Linked DNA regions of Homo sapiens: region 1 is linked to region 2. The links are chromatin contacts, found by Hi-C or POLR2A ChIA-PET in ENCODE. All regions are on one chromosome and are shown on one strand. The core of a region is the stretch at or near the end of the contact, and the rest is flanking DNA. Distances in the headings are between cores, read along the strand shown. Region 1 has its middle 7.5 kb from the start of CXCR5. Region 2 overlaps DDX6 (DEAD-box helicase 6).

Region 1 (6,249 bases), core at 3,080-5,579, 110 kb after region 2:
CTCTCTTAGCACCCTGTTCTTTTTCTTCATAGCACTTTCACATTTTCTAATGATATTATAAGTTATTATTATTACTAAGCACGTAGTTTATGGGTCTAATGCCTCCCTCCTCACCAGGGTATAAGCTACCGCAGAGTGGAAGCCATGCTTCATTTTGTTTCTCATCACTCTGCCAGCACCTGGTTCAGAGCCTGTAATGTTGTGGGGGTTTAAGGAATACTAACGATAAACTGGTGAGTTATTTGAGGACCCACGACCATCCTCGCAAGAGACTTTTGTTAGGCCAGTCTGTCTTGTCCACTGCTGAAGCCTGGCATTTGGTAAGCCATTCATACCTGTTTTTTGGAAGTTGAGATGAATACACCTTAGCCGGGTGTGGTGTCTCACACCTGTTATCCCAGCACTTTGGGAGGCCGAGGACGATGGATCACCTGAGGTCAGGAGTTCGAGACTAGCCTGGCCAACATGGTGAAACCCCATCTCCACTAAAAAAAAATACAAAAATTAGCCAGGCATGTTAGCCCACCTGTAGTCCCAGCTACTCGGGAGACTGAGGCAGGGGAATCGCTTGAACCCAGGAGGCAGAGGTTACAGTGAGCCAAGATCTTGCCACTGCACTCTAACCTGGGTGAGGAGAGCGAGACTCCATCAAAAAAAAAAAAGAGAAAGAAAGAAAGGAAGAGAAAGAAAGAAAGAGAAAGAAAGAAAAGAAAGAAAGAGAAAGGAAAAGAAAGAAAGAAAAGGAAAGAAAGAAGAAAGAAAGAAAGAAAAAAGAAAAGAAAAGAAAGGAATGAAAACACCTTAAACACCACCAGCTTCATCGTGAAGTTCTGTTGCTGAAGTCCCTGCCATGTGTCTCAGTTGCCCCCTCTGCCATCCAAATGCCCAGACAGGCTCTCTGGGCCTCTCAGTATCCACCCTCATTGCCTTCTCCCACATCTTCCTCTGCTCCAGTCCAGACAAACTGCTCACCATCCCTTCCCCAAGATGTGCATTTACCGCCTGCGGACCTCCTTCCCTCAAAGTCCTGCCTGAAGTTCCTTCCTTTTTGACCTCCCTTTAAAAAGCATGAGTGGGCCTGACGCAGAGGTGCATGCCTGACATCCCCGTGCTTTAGGAGGCTGAGGAAGGAAGTTTAAGGCCAGGAGTTCGAGACCAGCCTGGGCAACATAGCAAGACCTTATCTCTACAAAAAAAAATTAAAAATTAGCCTGGCATGGTACACACTTATAGTCCCAGCTGCTCAGGAGGCTGAGGTGGAAGGATCACTTGAGTTCAGGAGTTTGAGACTACAGTGAGCGACAATTATGCCACTGCACTCCAGCCTGTGTGACAGAGCAAGACCTTGTCTCTAAAAAAAAAAAAAAAGCATGAGTGTGTGTGTGTGTGTGTGTGTGTGTGTGTGTGTATGAGAGAGAGAGATAGCACTTTGGACCTATGGAGGATTTCTATTTGGAAAGAAAAAGGCTTTTACATACAAGATATTATTTAATAGCAAAATTGGCCATGCAGGTATTTTACAATTGTACATATTAGGAAACTAATGCTCAGAGAAGTTATATTTGTAATTTTCAAACTGGGGATTGTGACTTATGTGTGGACCCATGAAAGCAGTGTGATTCATTGACCGCTATTAAAAATAGAAAGAGGGTCGGGCATGGTGGCTCACGTCTATAATCTCAACACTTTGTGAGGCCAAGGTGGGAGGATGGCTTAAGCCCAGGAGTTCCAGACCAGCCTAAGCAACATAACAAGACCCCATCTCTACAGTAAATTTAAAAGTTAGTTTGGTGTGGTGATGCACACCTGTAGTCCCAGCTACTCAGGAGGCTAAGGTGGGAGGATCACTTAAGCCTGGGAGGTGGAGGCTGCAGTGAGCCATGATTGTGCCACTGCACTGCAGCCTGGGTGACATAGAGAGACCCCATCTCTACAAAAAAGGGAAGAAAGAAAGAGTGAGAGAAAGAAAGAGGGAACGAAAGGAAGGAGGAAAGGAGGGAAGGAGGAAGAGTAGAAAATATGAGTATGCTACCCATACTAAGCAGTGTTTACAAAACTTACTGTGTATTTGTGTGTATATGTTCATCACACATGTCCAACTAGCTTGTGATATAAAATATATTTCTTCCTATGGGTCATGATCAAAGTGACAGGATTACATGACATGCTGAAAGCTAACTAGTAGAGCTCATGCATTACTTATTAGAGTAGAGCTGAGACCGACCAGAGAGATAGAGGTGCAACCTGTCAGAGCCCGGGAGGCACCACAGAAATCTCAACGGTGCCAGGGTGGGGCCCAGGGAGGCCGGTGTTCTGGGAAAACCAACTGTTGTGTGCTGGTTGTATGAAGTGCTGTGTTGTTGTGGGTTGTGTGCTGGTTGTATGAGGTGCTGTGTTCTTCCTGTTGTGTGTTGTGTGCTGGTTGTATGAAGTGCTGTGTTGTTGTGGGTTGTGTGCCGGTTGTATGAGGTGCTGTGTTCTTCCTGTTGTGTGTTGTGTGCTGGTTGTATGAGGTGCTGTGTTGTTGTTGTAGGTTGTGTGCCGGTTGTATGAGGTGCTGTGTCGTTGCTGTGGGTTGTGTGCTGGTTGTATGAGGTGCTGTGTTCTTCCTGTTGTGGGTTGTGTGCTGGTTGTATGAGGTGCTGTGTCGTTGTTTTGGGTTGTGTGCTGGTTGTATGAGGTGCTGTGTTGTTGCTGTGGGTTGTGTGCTGGTTGTATGAGGTGCTGTGTCATTGTTGTTGATTGTGTGTTGGTTGTATGAGGTGCTGTGTTGCTCTGGAGAGACGTCAACTATGGCACCCTTTGTGTGGAGGGACTGAAGGCCCTGCTGGGTGGTTGGGAGCTCCAGGTTGGAAAACAAGCTGTGTGGGGACGAGTTTACCAATTGGTATATGGCTGTGTACCAGTCCTACGTGGCCTAGAGCGGTGGTTCTAGGAGTGTAGTTCTCAGGCCAGCAGCATAGCGTCACCTGGACACTCTTAGAAATGCACATTATCAGGTCCCACCCCAGACCTCCCGAATCAGACACTCTCGTGGTGGGGCCTGGCAACCTGGAGGTAACAAGCCCTCCTGGTGACTCTGAGGCATAAAGTGTGAGGAGCACTCCCCTGGGGATGCCTGTTTGGCATTCTGTGTTTGGCGTGTCTTTGCGCAAGCAGGCAGGGTCTGGTCTCAGAGCGGCCTTGCTGGGAAGCAGACATGCTGGGCCTCCAGTGCAGCGTTTCTTCTGTCACCCACTCAGCCTTACAGCCTACCCAGCGCATGCGCCCACAGCACTTAGGTGCGAAGGAATGCTGCACGTTTCCCCCATTCCCTGTGCCTTCCACACTGCTGACTCCACCCACACTACCTTAGCAACACGGTAGAGTTTTGCATATTCTTTGAAAATGTGCCCAGTTGCATGTGAATATGAGCATGCCAACTTGCATGATGTGTCTGTTTTGCCTTCTCTGTTAGACAAGGTGCTCCTCCATCAGAATCTCGCCTCTGGCTGCCGCAGTACTCAGTATACAAACACCTGATCCAAGCACCAGACTCACTCTAACCCTGGCCACACAACCTGCCCCAGGCCGACGTTCCCAAGCTCATTTGTGGCCCCCATGACCTTGTGGTAACCTTGATGTGCCTACCCAGCACCTGCAGCCCATTTCCTCCCTGCAGGACTCTACCTGTTTCCTAACGAGAGGGGAGCTGTGCGTGGGTGCAGGCTGCCGGCAATGACAGCCTTTACCACCCCACTTCCTGTGTTGACTTGTAATGGGGTGTTGGGTCCCTGCTGTCTGAGTGAGCTGTGAACATTCATGCTACTTCCCATTACTGTCTGAAGCTTGGTTTCCACATCTGCAGTGTGGTAATAAAAATACCCAACACTTTGCCGGACGCGGTGGCTCATGCCTGTGATCCCAGCACTTTGGGAGACCAAGGCAGGTGGATCACCTGAGGTCAGGAGATCGAGACCATCCTGGCCAACATGGTGAAACCCCGTCTCTACTAAAAATACAAAAAATTAGCTGGGCGTGGCGGCACGTGCCTATAATCCCAGCTACTCGGGAGGCTGAGGCAGGAGAATTGCTTGAACCAGGGAGTCGGAGGTTGCAGTGAGCCGAGATGGTGCCACCACATTCCAGCCTGGCGACAGAGCGAGACTCCGTCTCAAAAACAAAACAAAACAAAAAACCCAACACTCAAAGACTGTTCAGGGAATGAAAAGAAATGATGTGTGAAAAACCTATCATAGTTCATGGCACATAGAAAGTACCTGATGAGGAGCCTGTGCAGGATTTAGCCATAGTTTTCCCCTTAGCCAGCCAGGTAAGTGCCTGTCCTTTGCAAAATGGCGCCTCTGAGAGACGGGCCGTGTGGTCTTGTGGAGGGAGCCCTGGATTTGGTGCCTACAGGGCTGACTTCAGGCTCTGACTCTGCAACGAACCCTCCCTGCAATCACGAGCAAGAAAATGAGACTCTGTTTCCTTGTCCTCACAAAATACGGCCAGGAGTGATGCCAATCCCTCCGGCACAAGCCGCTTCAAGGACTACATATAATTAAATGTGAAGATTAAGTGAAATATAAAGATTAAGTAACATTAAATTTAAACTTTCATGGGACTGTGTAGACCGGTGACTGCTATGCAAGTCTATGGCGAGTTTCCTTCAGTGCTGAGAGGTATACCCTACTCTTCCTGAGGCTGATGAGGTAGGGACCTGGGAGCTCTGTTCTCAGCTGTTGGGAAAGACCCAGAGAAAGAAGAGAACAAAGTCTCTGGCCATGTCAGAGAGGGAGAGAGTCCTAGGTTAATAGAAGGGGAAACCCCAGCCCGTTCCCTGTAGCAGCACCCCAAAACTGTGTGGAACAGCTTACTTTTTCTGTGGAATATAGAAAATGAACTCCAAGACAAGTGATTGTATCTAATCTCTGGAACAAATAGAAATTTAATGTAATCCATGGACTGTAAAGTATAATTACTGAGAAAAATACACCTGAGCTGATGTAAGCGGCCACCCTTGCCTAAACCAGACACAAACCCAGTCTTGGCGGAAGTATCAGTAGTCTTTCTGTCTTTTTTTTTTTTTTTTTTTTTCTGAGATAGGATCTTGCTTTGTCATCCAGCCTGGAGTGCAGTGGTGCAATCTCAGCTCACTACAACCTCGACCTCCTGGGCCCAAGCAATCCTCTCACCTCAACCTCCTGAGTAGCTGGAAGCACTAGTGTGCACCACCAGCTAATATTTTTATTTTTTGTAGAGATGGGGTATCCTATGTTGCCCAGGCTGGTCTCGAACTCCTGGGCTCAAGTGATCCTCCCCCCTTGACCTCCCAAAATGCTGGGATTACAGAGGCGAGCTACCATGTTCAGCCTCCAGTGGTCATTTTGACGAGAAGGCTAGAAAACAATTTAGCCTCAATTAGACTGCCTATGGGGTGGGGATTGGGATCCTGCATAGGTGAAATATAAACAAGTTGCACACTGAAATAAAACCTGAGCTGCCTGACCTGGAAGGGTCCTCTGCCATCCGATTGTCACACACAGATGGAACCTCTGACATCTCCTCTTCAAAGGCAAAGGATCGCAGCTTAAGCGTTGCCCTCTCTATCCTAGGGAGCTAGTCTGACTTTATGTGTGTGAAGATTGTAAGATCATGGTTTCTAGTAGAGGCAGTAACTCTCTGAGCCTTCTCAAAACAATATTAGAACTCACGGTTGCTGGGCATGGTGGCTCATGCCTGTAATCCCAGCACTTTGGGAGTCTGAGGCAGGCGGATCGGTTGAGCCTAGGAGTTCAAGGCCAGCCTGGGCAACATGGTGAAACTCTGTCTTGACAAAAAACATAAAATTAGCCAGGTGAGGTGGCATGTGCCTGTAGTCCCAGCAACTCGGGAGGCTGAGGCAGGAAGATGGCTTGAGCTCAGGAGGTCAAGGCTGCAGTGAGCCATGATCGTACCACTGCCCTCCAGCCTGGGTGATGAAATGAGATCCTGTCTCAAAAAAAAAAAAAAAGAAAAAGAAAAAGCCTCAAGGTCAGAAGGTATTTACCACTGGGGGCAAACTGAGTTGACTATCAAAGGTCAGAGGCTAACACAAGTAGACCCTGGGAAGCTGTAGTGTGTTCACCATCTGGAGAGAAGAATGGGATCTCTGAATAGGCCCAAAAAGTCAAAGACTTCAGGTGACAGTCACAGATGTGTCTAATGTGTGACGCCTGAGTCAGCCATAGAGAAGCTGGTAGGCTACCTCTCTGCTGCCCAAACCAT
Region 2 (5,847 bases), core at 1,715-4,214:
CCAGAACTGCTCACAGAATTTTAAATTGTAACCCAATGTCATAAGAACTGTGTTATGTGTGTATCTGAAGAGAACAACAAAGAAAATGGAGGAACTCAGGCTGACCCATAAATAGCACTTGAAAATACAGACAAAACAAAAGCAAAGCCTCCTTCAAATAAAAATTGGAAAAATGGCCAGGCACAGCAGCTCATGCCTGTAGTCCCAGCACACTGGGAGGCAGAAGTGGGGGATCACTTGAGCCCAGGAGTTCAACACCAGCCCGGGCAACTAGGCAACATGGAAAAACCCCAACTCTACAAAAATTACAGAAAGTAGCTGGGTGTGGTGGTGGGTGTCCATAAACCTTGAGAGGCTGAGCCAGGAGGTCAAGGGTGAAGTGAGCCATGATTGCACCACTGTACTCCAGCATGAAAGAGACCTCGTCTCATCTCAAAAAAAAAAAAAAAAAAAAAAGGCTAGATACAGTGGCTCACATCTGTAATCCCACCATTATGGGAGGCCAAAGCAAAACGATCACTTGAGCCCAGGAGTTTGAGAACAGCTTAGGCAAAATGGTGAGACCCCATCTCTACAAAAATTTTTAAAGGAAAAAACAAAAACAATTCCAAGGTAAGACTATATATATTTTGAGACTAGCACACCAATTTGACCACAGTGAAAAATTGTAGCTTGGACACCTCATCCCTGCAACAAAACACGAATAGGCTGGGAAAGTTTAACCTCAGGTCCTATTTGTCATTTATTTATATAATAAGTAAATCTCCAATGTCTGTCCCACAGCCTACTTCTCTGTTCTGTAATGTGCTCTCTATTGAAGGTTCAATTCTATTGCAGCTACCTCAAATACGGTCACATCACTAAAGGTGACCTCTCATTTTAATATTTGGCTTACTTTGTTATCTATTTTGCAAATAATAACAGTAGTTCATACTAACTTAAATTTCCCAGACAACAGCAAAGGATTCCCAAAAGTTACTTAAAAATAAATAGACATATACAAAGAGAGGTCAGGAGTTCAAGAACAGCCTGGGCAACATGGCAAGCACCCCCACTCTTTGCAAAAACAAAACAAACAACAACAACAAACTATAAAATACAATAGATCGTTGAAAAAGCTTGATCGTTGAAAAATTGTTAAAAGGAAATTATGTGGAATTTTTTTTTTTGAGACAGAGTCTCGCTCTGTCGCCCAGGCTGGAGTGCAGTGGCACAATCTCGGCTCACTGCAAGCTCTGGCTCCCGGGTTCACGCCATTCTCCTGCCTCAGCTTCCTGAGTAGCTGGGACTACAGGTGCCCGCCACCACACCCGGCTAATTTTTTTTTTGTATTTTTAGTAGAGACGGGGTTTCACCGTGTTAGCCAGGATGGTGTTGATCTCCTGACCTCGTGATCCACCCGCTTTGGCCTCCCAAAGTGCTGGGATTACAGGCGTGAGCCAGCGCGCCGGGCCATGATGTGGAATTTTAATTTTTTTTCTTTTTTTTTTGAGACAGAGTTTCGCTCTTGTCACTCAGGCTGGAGTACAATGGTGCGATCTTGGCTCACTGCAACTTTCGCCTCCTGGTTCAGGCGATTCTCCTGCCTCAGCCTCCCGAGCAGCTTAGATTAACGGCGTGTGCCACCACACCCAGCTAATTCTTGTATTTTTAGTAGAGACGGGGTGTTTCACCATGTTGGCCAGGCTGGTCTTGAACTCATGACCTCAGATGATCCACCGACCTCGGCCTCCCAAAGTGTTGGGATTACAGGCATGAGCCACTGTGTCTGGCCTGAATTTTTAATTTCTAAAACTAAGATACTAGGAACCAAATTCACAGTCACTGACATTTGTCCCTTCTATGCCTGGGCTAACGACAAAAACAAACAAACAAACAAAAAACAGCTTTAGCCCTTTAAAGCTGCTATTGGTAGAAATGACTAAATAAGCAGGATGACTTCCATCTCCCACGACAACACTCTTTCTACCTAGAGCTCCAATCACAGGATATAAATGGGTTCCATATGGTCAGAACAACACAGCTGCCAGAACAACTGTGAAAATATTGTTGTTGGCTGGGAACGATGGCTCATGTCTGTAATCCCAGCACTTTGGGAGGCTGAGGTAGGCAGATCACCTGAGGTCAGGAGTTCGAGACCAGCCTGGCCAACATGGTGAAACCCCATCTCTGTTAAAAATACAAAAATGGTCATGGTGCGCACCTGTAGTCCCAGCTACTTGGGAGCCTGAGGTAGGAGAACTGCTTGAGCCCAGGAGGAGGAGGTTGCAGTGGGCCAAGATTGCGCCACTGCACTCCAGCCTGGGCAATGGAGCAAGACTCAGTCTCACAAAAAAAAAAAAAAAGAGAGAGAAAAGAAAAGAAAATACTGTTGTCTTGTTCTTACAGCCAGCATTAAAGACTCTGCTTATTAAGGTAAAGCAAACAAAGAAGAAAACCTTGGCTTTAACCCTTTGGTCTTAAATTTCTTCCCTCATCACAGATAAGTGAACCATTATTTCCAGTTGTTCCAGAGGCTCCCATTACCCTGTCACCTCAGGTTTTCTCTTTTGTGGTTCTGTGGTGCCAGTAGTCTGTAGTTTTTAACAGGCTGCCTGCACACTACTCAGTTTTACAGTATTGAAAAAGTAAGATAGGTGGTCTCTGATGGTCTCATAACGACTTGCTGGGTCAGGTTCTTTAAAGTGTAAACCTTTTTTTCAATCAAGTGAGGCAGAACAGAATTAGACTAGAGGTATCCTAATCCCCCTTTTCAGTTCATCTTTTGACTGACTTGATTAAGGCCATTGACTTCTATTCCTTTGCCCTCTTTGACAGGGATTATACCCTACAAAAACTGTTCAAGGATAAAGCTTTAACAAAGTACATGTGATAGACTGTAAGTTAAGACACCCTGATATTTTGCCTTATATGATGGCCATTATGATTAACAGTCAGTGAATTCAGCACATCCACACTGCCTCTTACCAGTGTTTCTCAGGAAATAATGAAAAGCAAGAGAATTCAAGTCAAGTTCAAAAAGCTGTGAAATACAAGAGGAAATTATGAGGAACTGCCAGGGAGAAGGCAAAGGAGGAAGGAAACGAAAACTTTTTTTAAAACTTACTATGTGCTCAGCACAACTTTCAAGTTAGGTACTTTGTTTTACAACTGACAAAATGGATCCTAAACAGGATTAGTTTGCCCAAGGTCACAAAGCAAGAAATGCTTTAGCCAGTATTTGAACTTAGATCTGCACATAACATGTAGGCAAGAAGTTGGAGAAAATGGAACTCTCATACACTGCTAGTGGGAATGTACAGCTACGCTGGAAACCAGCCTTGCAGTTCCTCAAAAGGTTAAAAAGAGTTACCATATGAACTAGCAATTCTAGGTATACAGCGAAGAGAAATAAAAACATCTCCACACAAAAACCTGCACCTGAATTTTCATAGCAGCATTATCCTTAATAGCCAGTTCCTTCTATGTTTTTTTTTATAATAGTACAAACTTTATTCATAAATAAAACTTCATAAGGTTAAAGCAGGGTCAGTTCCTATTTTAAAAAGGGAACAGGGGAAGGCAGCCTGCTATTTTATTTAAAATCACAAGTTAGGTTTTTCAGACGGATGACAGTTGAGATCATTAAATCCCCTTCCTACTTCTCAGATTTTCACAAAATAGCACATTAAATCCTCAGTCCTTGGAAAACAACCCCAAATGTCTACCAACTGATGACTGGATAAATCAGAAGTAATAGAGCCATACAATAAAATATTATTCAGGAAAAAGGAATGGAATATTGATACAAGCTACAACACAGATGAACTCGGAAAACATTACGCTAAGTCAAAGAAGCCAGTCACAAAAAAAACACATACTATAGGATTCTATTTATATGACATGTCCAGACTAGGCAAAGCTAGAATGACAGAAAGTATACCAGTGGTTGTTTAGGGGTGTGGGAAAATGAGGTGTGACTGCTAAAAGGGTTTCTTTTGTGGGACTGATCAAAATGTTCTAAAATTTATTGTGGTAATGGTTGCAGAACTCTAAATGCACTAAAAAGCATTAAATTGTATACTTTTGATGTGTGATGTCATTTATATCTCAATAAAGCTATTACCCCCAAAAAACAAAACCCCAAAAAACCAACCCCACAAGCTTAGGGCTGACATCTGCCACCTTAGGTCTCCAAATTCACATTCACTGTAACGTTTAGATAATGACTGAAGAGTATTTGTTGTGTTTTGGTTACTCTAGTATCCCTTTACTAAGTAACACCCCAATTTCCTTCTAAGGAATTACATATGCCCTGGTCTCCCCTGTCCCAACAGACCAAGCCTCACCAATTTTCTAAGCCAAGTGGTAGACACATAGCCCACACTGGGCCAGCGGAATGTTGCCTCCTAAGAATCTAAATTGTTATAGTGCATCCATTACAGCTTCCTAAGTCCTTCAGAGCTATCTCAATTCTTAGTCATTTCCAAGTATGTTTCTCTAGCCTTCTCAATCTTGTGAATTCCCGTTATTTTTCCAATAAATTTCCTTTTGCTTAAGTTAGATCGAGTTGGTTTCTGATGCCTATAATTAAAGAATGGTTTATTTTCCAATCTCCTAGCATTGAGAGGCATTTTACAAAAGTGTGGTACCAACAAAAGCTCAACATCACCCAACTAGCTGCATTTACACTGACTGCTTCCTCTTATTTTCCAAACCTTAATTTCCAAGAGGGAAAAAAAACCTATGGTTAAAGGCCGGGCGCGGTGGCTCACGCCTGTAATCCCAACACTTTGGGAGGCCGAGGTGGGCAGACCATGAGGTCAGGAGATGGAGACCATCCTGGCTAACATGGTGAAACCCCGTCTCTACTAAAAAAATACAAAAAAATTAGCCGGGCGTGGTGGCAGGCGCCTGCAGTCCCAGCCACTTGGGAGGCTGAGGTAGGGGAATGGCGTGAACCCAGGAGGCAGAACTTGCAGTGAGCCAAGATTGCACCACTGCACTCCAGCCTGGGCGACAGAGCGAGACTCTGTCTCAAAACAAAATAAAACAAAACAAAAAAACAACCTATGGTTACTCCAGACGAGGTAGCAATGATTGTTACAAATGTCCCCTGCTTAACAGGAAAAAAAAAAAGGGAGATGGTAATTTCTAATTATATCTCTAATTTAGGCTGGGGATGGTGGCTCACACCTGTAATCTCAACCCTCTGCAAGGCTGAGGCAGGAGAACTGCTTGAGGCCAGGAGTTCAAGACCAGCCAGTGTGACAAACTGAGACTCTGTCTCCCCGACCCCACCCAAAAAGAAAACAAAACAAAACACACACCAAAAAAAAAAACAAAACAAACAAACAAAAAAAACCTTTGAGTTTTTAGGAAATATTTTTTTCAATCATGATAAACCGATTGTTAGCAGGAAGAATGACTTATTTACAGGATTCAGAATGCTATAATTCCTAACTATAAATAGTAAACTATTAATCCTCATTAGACCTTAGCTGACCTGGCACAAAATTTTGTTGCCAACAGTACGGAGCTTCCATGTTTCCCTCAATAATCAACTACTTCTCATTTCTTCACCTTCTTAGAGTTTCGAAAAAGTCTTCAAGAGGTGTTCCCAGGGTTTAGAAGCAACGAGAGAGGCCATCTTTCTCAATCATAACCCCAAAGTTAATATAAAGTTTCAAATAATGCTAAGCAGACAAAAACAGTATATTCTTAAGCCTTCCAAAGAAGTCTAGGTTCCTATAAAGCTATACCTTTAGAATGGCAATTATTCTACTGGCCACAGCATCCAGACCTAGAACTGGTCACAGATGGCTCTAGAAATACGTTGTGGGAGCAATCTGTAGTATATCTGGTTCC

Evidence for each region. A loop is a pair of places that touch in the nucleus more often than their neighbours do. ChIA-PET counts read pairs that join two places held with the same protein, here RNA polymerase II (POLR2A). Pooled maps may share reads with other maps.
Region 1: POLR2A ChIA-PET joins it to region 2 with 11 read pairs in activated T-cell. The contact joins two enhancer-like sites. A Hi-C loop is called at or near these places in 2 of 37 single-sample maps with no recorded cell type and 2 of 50 pooled maps. POLR2A ChIA-PET finds 5 or more read pairs at or near these places in 30 of 52 experiments (A549, AG04450, B cell and 23 more).

The regions. Positions count from the first base shown.
Region 1 is chr11:118,873,267-118,879,515 of GRCh38, forward strand. No RefSeq gene overlaps it. Among named protein-coding and RNA genes, the nearest start is that of CXCR5, 7.5 kb to the right of the region's middle. Within about 2 kb of position 4,330, at least 12 of the 41 ENCODE cell types and tissues checked have a DNase peak (open chromatin) inside an H3K27ac peak, as active enhancers do; they include B cell, where a contact is called at or near this core.
Region 2 is chr11:118,768,554-118,774,400 of GRCh38, forward strand. All of the region lies in intron 4 of DDX6 (DEAD-box helicase 6), which reads right to left. Among named protein-coding and RNA genes, the nearest start is that of DDX6, 20 kb to the right of the region's middle. Within about 2 kb of position 2,965, at least 3 of the 41 ENCODE cell types and tissues checked have a DNase peak (open chromatin) inside an H3K27ac peak, as active enhancers do; they include B cell, where a contact is called at or near this core.